Linked DNA regions of Homo sapiens: region 1 is linked to region 2. Evidence: chromatin loops called from intact Hi-C (ENCODE). Cell type or tissue: Caco-2. All regions are shown on one strand. Links, peaks and the distances in the headings refer to the core of each region. The heading gives the core; the rest is flanking DNA.

Region 1 (4,408 bases), core at 72-4,071, 190 kb after region 2:
TGTTTACTTAATATTTTTTATTTATATAGATTCAATATTTCTACTTAAATGCATGTAGACTTAACGTAAGCAATGGAATTACAGATTTGAGGTACCAGTCTTTTTTAATACACATTAAATCAATAAAAATTAAAATTTGTATAAGTCCTATCCATATACCAGTGTTAATAGCCTACCTTTTTATACATGAGGTATACATTTCATATATATTTGCCTCATTTTGGAAAATACTGACAGAATACAATTAGCCTTTGAGGAATTCTTGAGAATACCTATATGATAAAGGTACCTGCATAATGCTGTGTCTACTATATATTCCTACAGTGAAGATGAATAAATCTATATTTTGGTTCAGGATTAAAATGCTTGAATAGTACAAAGCAACATTCTGCCAAAACAATTTTTTAAATTGAGCATATAGTACATAAGACATCTGAAATTTTATCAAAATATTAATTTTTGATTATAACTTTTTAGTTATAATCATAATTTTTAATGCTATCATTAAAAACAAATTGTCTTTATAGAACTTCAGCCTTCCTACTGCAATAATCTTTATCTATTTCTTTATTTAGTCACAATGCCTTTTTGTTTTCTGTTAAATATGAATCTACATTTTCTACAGGATTATAAACTTTAAACATCTTTCTTTTCCTTCAGTATTTTTCAAATACTTGTTACTATTAAATTTTCTCTTTGATGTTTGGCTTTTGAATCTCTCCTATTCATAGTCTGTCAGTGTCTTTTTGATTTCGTTTTCCTGACTTACTAACATAGACCTATGCAGGAGTGATATTTTCATTTCTTAATCTTATGTTTTTCTAATGTAACTGACTTGTCAGTCATCTGCTTGGGGTAAACTATGCCTTCGAATTTCAAGCATCAATTATGAGTTGCCAGTATTGCTGGAGAAAAACCTCCTTACTTATTAGGTTCCAAAACAAATTTAGACTCCTTACTTCATTATTTTTTCCCACACAGCTTAGCAATCTTTTCACTCAATCAATATCACATATTTTGTGATTGTTAAAATTTTCTACTCTCATTAGAATTACAGATATCCCTACCCTTCCATGAAGACCCTAACTAACAACTATGACAGAATATAAGTGTGCGGAGTAGATGTCATCAAAAGTCAGTGATGGATAGATCAATAACGGTTTACCCTTCTTGAAATACAGTTGGCTAGGTTATTTACATCAACTTTTCCACAAAAAGGAACCAAAAAATCTGGGTAAGACCTTAGAGGAAAAAAGCATCAAAGAGCTCCTTAGTTATTCATTGAAAGAGAAAACCTGGAGTGCTAAGGGGAGTGTTAAAGTAAAAAATCACTGAGATGTAACCATGAGACAGTTCTCTCCTTGATTTCCAGCTCAAATGATCACACATATGGTTCAAAGATTCTCAATCCATGAATGCAACTTGAAATGGTTCAAGAATGTTAGTTTCCTTGGTTTTAGGGATAGTGGCTGCCTGTAGGTATGAATCAGGAGAGACGTATGGGGAGTTTCTGGCAATGTTCTGTTTCTTGAGCTGGGGAGGGCATTATTGTTTTTGTTAAAATAATTATTTAAATTATATATATATTAAAGTATACATGAGTAATTCCTATATCTCACAATGGAAAATCTGATCTAGAATTATTTTGTTTTCTGTTGTTGAAATATGTAGAACAAATGATAAATGGACTGGCTCTGGGCACACTGCCTGTGGGTTAGCCCTGCTCTACAAGGAGCAGCAAAAAAGTAAAAAAACAAAAATTAAAAATGTAAATGTTTCCCTTCAGAGAGTTCTAAAAGGAAGTAATGTCAATGGGAAGAAGTTTCAGTAAAGCTGAAGAGGTAAATAAAGTAGGTATGTAAACAACTGAATATATTGATTACCTTAGTTTTATAGGAAAGGGCGCCTTGTCACATAGTGTAAAGGATTGAAAGAAAGGCATGTTAGAGTCAAGTAGCCAAGGATTAGGGCTAAACTATGTAGAATTGGGAATATAATAAAAATTGAAATTGGGAGAGAGAATTTCCGTGAAGAGTAGCAATTGTTGTAGCATGATTAAAGATTAGAGGATTCAAGAGTCGAATTGCTAAAGTCCACTACCCCCATAGTCTTCATCAGTCTTCTCTCCAAGCATTCTATAATAGAACTAAAATCTAAATAAAACACTTTCTTGGCCATTCGCACCACCAGTTTCATAAAGCCTGCCAACCTGATGACTGTCTTATATAGAAATTGTGGAGCTGTCCCAGAAGTTGGGAGTTATTCCAGAAGATTTAGTATCAAGCAAGGACCAGAAAGGGAAGGGGAGAAACGGGAAAGGCAGGTAACAACATAATGATTAGTTTTACTACTGAATGTATCTTTTTTTTTTTTTTTTTTTTGACACAGAGTTTTGCTCTTGTTGCCCAGGCTGGAGTGCAATGGCGTGATCTTGGCTCACCACAAACTCTGCCTCCCGGGTTCAAGCGATTCTCCTGCCTCAGCCTTCCTTAGTGGGTGGGATTACAGGCATGCGCCACCACTCCCGGCTAATTTTGTATTTTTAGTAGAGACATGGTTTCTCCCTGTTGGTCAGGCTGGTCTCAAACTCCCGGACTCGGGTGATCCACCTGCCTTGGCCTCCCAAAGTGCTGGGATTACGGGCGTGAGCCACTGTGCCCGGCCTACTGAATTTACCTTTTAACTCAATGCACTTTATTACTGTGTAAAGTAAGTTCTTTATTGCAGCAAGTACAACAAAATCAAGAAGAGATACTTATTCTTAGTGGGTAATATTTGTTAACTATATTTATAAATAAATGAACATCCATATAATATATACACATAGAGAATTGAAATTTAAATAAGATTTAAATTAAATTAAAAAGGACTGAGATAGGAATACAAAAACTGGGCCTGTAATCCCTATGTTGACATTAATTGGTTGTGGCTTTAGACTTGTATTCTCTGGATTTCACATCTCCATTTGTGAAACCACAGTACCATCGGGAGGCTGTCCTAGCTCAATGGATTTTCAAACAGAGCTTTACTAAATCCGGAGGGTTTTGTTTGTCTTTGTTTTGCTTTTTGATCCTTTAGAAGATCTGTCTTATTGGTGACTGATGTGGAAAGGGTGATGCAGTGTGTATTTGACAGTATTCCAGGCCCCCTATACCACTTCAGATAGAACAGATTTGTGTTTGTTTACGATTCTGGGTAAGATTTCAATCGAGAAAAGATTTCAGCACTGATGAAGGCTATACAATAACTGATCTCAAGGTTCCCAAATGTTAATAATTTCTTAGAAAATATTCTAAGACAGATCTTTAACTCTTAAAGTAGAGGAGTATCAGTGAATCCCAAATAATATTTCTAAGGATGCAACCCAAAGAGTTGTATTAGGTTACAATGCCAGAGTATGCTTTTATTTTCTATGTGAAGTGCTGTTACTTCAATTACGTGTGTTTGTGCTTATTATTTATTCTATGCTTGCAATAAAATGCAACAAACAATTTTTTTCTTTTTCTTTTTTACTCCTCCTTCTTCACAGACTCAACAAGCAATTGATGAATACTGACCCTATGTAAATATGGTTTGGGAATTCTGAGAAACATTCCGATAGTTTGTTCAAGTAAAATATTAGGTAAATCTCTTTGTACAGTGACACTAAGATCTAAATACCTTATTTAACAAATTATACTTCGTAGTTTGTTCAATCGTGACACTTTTTAGAGGGGAAGTTGTTTATGTACTATGTCTTGTTCTTTTGCTTGTTTTCTCAGTTTTATAACTAATAATTTGTAAATTCTGGAGCACATAAAAGTATTTAATTTCATGAGAAAAACGCAGATCTGCAGGGGATATTTTGTAACTAGAAGAAATGAAGTGAAATTCAGGAGGTAGAAAAAGAGTTTGACATTAACAACAAAATAAAAATAAAGAATTATTTTTAGAAGCATTATACGACTTAATTAAAAAGTACTTATATATAAATGAGAGCTAAAGTATACTCTATTTTAGTTCGGAAAACCTATTAAAATGTATTCATGCACTTCACATTTCTCTAAAGGTTTTCCTATTCATATGTGTGTATATATATTATATATAATATATGGAGATATATATGTATATATAGATCTCACAGACATAAACCTCTATACACATATGCACTTACAGTCAGGCATTCTTACAGTCACACATTCTCTGAATTTTCCCACACAAAGGCACATAGATAACACAGCAATCATCGTGACCTCCTTGCAGTTGAAGGAAAGGGGAAGGATCTGTCAAAAAATCATTTAATGGTACTTTTGAAAGCATAGTAAAGCACACTCTATTCAGGGATATAGCCATAGGTGATAGGTATACACACCACTGCAATGAGATTTTGCAGTAGGGGAGACTGGACTCAACTCTAAATACTGCGGCA
Region 2 (4,408 bases), core at 198-4,197:
TAGAGAGTATGACATGGTTACCAAAACAGTGCTTCCAGCATCAGACTGTCTGGCTTTGGATTTCAGGGGTGATGTGAGGCAATTTACAAAGGGTCATTATGAAGATTTAATGAAATTATATACAGAATGTAATAGGCACATAGTAGCATGCATTAAATGATAGTTCTTATCATTAATTTGGTTTTGATGTTACTAGAAAGTTCTTTCTTATAACAAGTTGAAAACCAACTACCTGTGTTCCCCAACTTTTGTTCCTTGTTCAGACTTCTGTGTGAGCCTATATAATGGGATTTCTGGGGTATTTAAAGAAATTATCTCCATCCCTTCATTCACATCAATCTCCCTTTCAGTCCTGCAGTAGTGTCTTCAGTTTAATAACTAGAGTTTATTTTTCCAGGATGTGATATTATGGCAAACGCACTTCAGAGACTTAACGCATTAGTTGATCACAAGTCTTTAATATCTCAGTGTTATTTCATTGCATGACTCTTTACAATAGGCCCCATGACAGGATAGGAAGGGAAAAGGGCTAAATCCATAGTTTGGGCATTAGTCCTGAAGGATAGTCCTCCATTTGACTAGATGGAATTTCTCAGTGCTTTATGTTTAGCCCAAGCCCCGCTGTTCTGTACCATTGCACTTTTGATCTTGGCTGCATTTTGAAAGTTGGGCTGCACTGTCAAATATTATGTGATTAATTTTTTCTCAACTTTGACAGGCTGTCAAATCCAATCATAATAAGAATGTAGAGGATTATGCTACCTGCCCCTTTTTATTGCCATATATATGACAAAATTGAAAGGGAGGGTTAGAGTTTGAAATTGTCAGGTCAAACAATTTGATTTTGCATTTAGGGGTCTTGTAGATTTGGTCTGTTTCTGCAGCTCACACTGTCATCTGAGGCAAGGCTGCTTCCTTCATTCCCTGGATGCTTCATCTATGATAGCTCTGCTATTCTGTTTGTACTCAGAGGAGGCAGCTGCGTAGAGGCATGGGAACTGCTGTGGCTCTCTACTCATCTCTGGAAAATCTTACTTCTTTCTAGAATGTTATTCTTTAAGTGTTTTTTGGTGTTTGTTGCTTTTCATTAGCTCCATAGAAAAGTATGGTTCTTATTTTGTCCAGGTTTCTCTTATTATTGTGTTTTCACATCCTAACAACTGGAAGCAGAAGAATTTCTTTTCTTTTCTTTCTTTTCTCTTTTCTTTTTTTTCTTTCTCTTCTTTTCTTTTCTCTTTGTTTCCCCTTCCCACCCTTTCCCCTCCCCTCCCCTCCCCTCTCTTCTCTTTTTTGAGACAGGGTCTCACTCTGTTGCGCAGGTTGGAGTGCACTGGTGTGATCATGGCTTACTGCAGCCTCAACACCCTGGATTCAAGTGATCCTCCCACCTTAGCCTCCTGAGTTGCTAGGACTACAGGCATGCACCACCACGCCTGGCTAATTTTCATATTTTTATAGAGATGGGATTTCACCATGTTTCCCAGGCTGGTCTCGGACTCCTGTGCTCAAACAATCTGCCTACCTCGGCCTCCCAAAGTGCTTGGATTACAGATCTGAGCCGCTGCTCCTGGCCAGAAGACATTCTTTCATATAAGGAAAAGAAGGTTTATCAGAAAAGTGGTGTTCTGTCTCTATTGTTGGTACATTTTATGTTTATGGGAAATAAAAAATCAGAATGGAATCCTCATTGAAAGAATATTAAGGCACCCATAATTGTGTATTTCCTCATTTAATCCAAGTTGCAAAAGTGACTTTGCAAACCTATTGCTCTTTACCAAAACATGGAAAGAATCATTAAGAACTAAAAACAGTTTTAAAATGATCTTATGTTTTTTAGGTCAGCATGTGAGGTTTCACTGATGCTTTCAGTGAGATAGCTAACTAGGCTGAATGTGTTCACATCATGACTGGGCAAAGCAAAACCTGGAATCCCTCTCTGAATTTTTTTTAGATAATCTTTGCTACTGCTTGGTTATTTTAGCAGTATAAATATTTACTGATATATTTTCTTATAACCAAAATTTTGGTTCACATTCTTGAAGAAAACTCTTCTTAGGCCTTACCTTAGGGGAAGTTAGTTGACATTTGGATTATCTAAGGTGTCCTAATCAGAGACAATCTAGGGGTGGTTTGATAGCCTTTGAACACTAGTCAGAAGATCTCACTCCAAAGGCTTTAATGTAACTACCTGTAATTAACCCTAGTTGGTTGTTAATTAGCACAGTAAATACTTAAGAAAATTGTCTTAGTCCATTTGGGGATGCTATAAAAAATACCATGGACTGGGTGGCTTACAAACAACTGAAATTTATTTCTCACAGTTCTAGAGGTTGGGAAGTCTAAGACTGAAGCACCAACAGATTTGATGTCTGATGAGGACCTGCTCCTGATTCATAGACGGCTGTTTTGCCGTGTCCTCACTTGGCAGAAGCAGGGAACTCTGGTATTTTCAGGCTCTTATAAGGGCACTGATTGACAGAGCAGGAGTATCACCATCTTGGACAAGCACTGTCATTTTAAAAATCACCTTAATCAAATACCGCCTAAATCCAAAGGGCATCAGCCTAATGGCTAAGGTCAGTATGACCATAAACCACATGTAACAGCTCCAACCATAAACACTCCAAACTCCTCCTGGACCAGAGACATGCTAGCCCTGAGATAACCCCCATCTGGCCAGAAAGATGTCATCCCCAAGATAACCTCCACTCTGCCCAGAGACATTCCAACCCCGCCATAAAACTTCTCCCCCACACAGAAACATTCCAAGCTTGTAATAAGCTCCCTCACCCTAAAACCAATATGTACTCTTAGTCTGTAAAAGAAAGCCCTCCTGACTGAAATCAATCAGAAGCCCCTCTTGGGTTTTGTCTCTAAAAGTATTTGACTGTTAAGCCGCGTTTCGTTTTTCTTTCCTCTTTCTTTAACTCTTACACTGATCTCAAACTTATCACTGCCAAAAGGTCTTACCAACTGATACCGTCACACTGGGGATTAGGATCAACACATGTCAATGATTTTCACTGATGAAAGAGTTCAATTTATGTGAAATGACTAGAATTATTGTACCACCCTTTCCAAACTTTCATGAATAAGGAGTAAGAATCTAGAAAGTCAAGTAGCCTATCCCTTTCTGAATAGCCTGGTAAAATTGTGGATTACATGTGGTCTTCTGAAGGTTTCTGTCAGTTGGTTCCATCTAGAAGATTAGCTGAATTTTGTCACTACAATATTATAGTATCAGCTTGGTTGTATTCCTTATTGCTGGATTGATAAATAATAATCTTATGTATTAATGCCTACCCTGTACTTATTTCTAGTTAATAAAATAGTACTAGGAAAGGAGAGGTTGTAAGTATGTAGAGTGTTGTAGTTGACATGGCAAAATGAATGTGCACAATAAATGGAATAAAAGGAAGACTGGGCACTTCTAAATGACTGCTAAAACAGAAATGAAGAAATTCATAGACAAGCGGCTGCTTGAATTAAGCTTTAAAGATAAGTAAGCAGTCAATGAAGGAACAATAGTACAGGGCTGGCTATGGCAACAGAACAGGCGAGAGACTGTGTTATTTTCATGGAACTGAAAGTAACACAGTGTGACTGAAGAATAGGTTGTCTTCACATGAAATCATTTGTCCATCTTGTGAAAAACTTTGGTTTTATTTTCAATCATTGCAAAGTAATGGAAAGGTTTTATGCAAGGCAATAGATTGAATTTGTGCCTTAGATAGATTATTCTGATGTCGGTGGCCATTCCTGCTAGCAAAAAGATCAGCTAAAACATTGAAACAGAGACTGTTAGATGTTCACCAAACCCATTTTCTCTTTCTCTCAAACACACACTAGATTATATTCTAGCCTCTTTTTAAGGTGGATAAAACCATATAAATGAGTTCCAGCCAAAGGGAAGTAGATAGAAGTGAAATGTGTTATGTCCAGGCCTGCTGCACAAAACCCATCAACATGTAATTCTGCACGTTCTTTACTTGTAGGAAGCAATATGTGATATGATAGAACCGCTAGATGGATGTTGCCTGGGTTGTTCAGTCATTATTTGAAGGAGAACCACCTGTGACATTACAAAAACTATTTGGACATTTTGTGGGTGAAAAGTAAATTTCTGTTGTGTCAAGCCACTGAGATTTTGAGGTCAATCTCATATAGCAGATTCCTTTAAATACAACATATTATTATTATAGTTTTGTGAGGGATGACAAGATCCTGAAATACTACAGTGGTTGCGAAGACAGAAAGAAATGGTCATTGACATTAGATGTTAAGGAGATAGAAGTATGGAGGGAATGTTGACTGATTTAACGTGGAGTGAACAGAAGAACAGAGGATTACTTCTCACTTTTCATCTTGGGCAACTGGGAATATGATAAAGTAGTAACAGGAATCACTG

What was found. A loop is a pair of places that touch in the nucleus more often than their neighbours do. Peaks named below come from ENCODE experiments on the same cell type or tissue, not always from the same donor. Only the 100,000 strongest peaks of a DNase experiment are listed, where the experiment ranks them.
Region 1: a loop joins it to region 2, with 2.5 times the contacts of the local background. A loop is called at or near these places in 1 of 110 quality-filtered maps.

Annotation. Positions count from the first base shown.
Region 1 is chr4:162,842,505-162,846,912 of GRCh38, reverse strand. No RefSeq gene overlaps it. Among named protein-coding and RNA genes, the nearest start is that of MIR4454, 250 kb to the left of the region's middle. In Caco-2, for the core only: no CTCF peak of the experiment used is centred there; no DNase peak of the experiment used is centred there.
Region 2 is chr4:163,031,358-163,035,765 of GRCh38, reverse strand. No RefSeq gene overlaps it. Among named protein-coding and RNA genes, the nearest start is that of MIR4454, 60 kb to the left of the region's middle. In Caco-2, for the core only: no CTCF peak of the experiment used is centred there; a DNase peak (open chromatin) is centred at 2,695.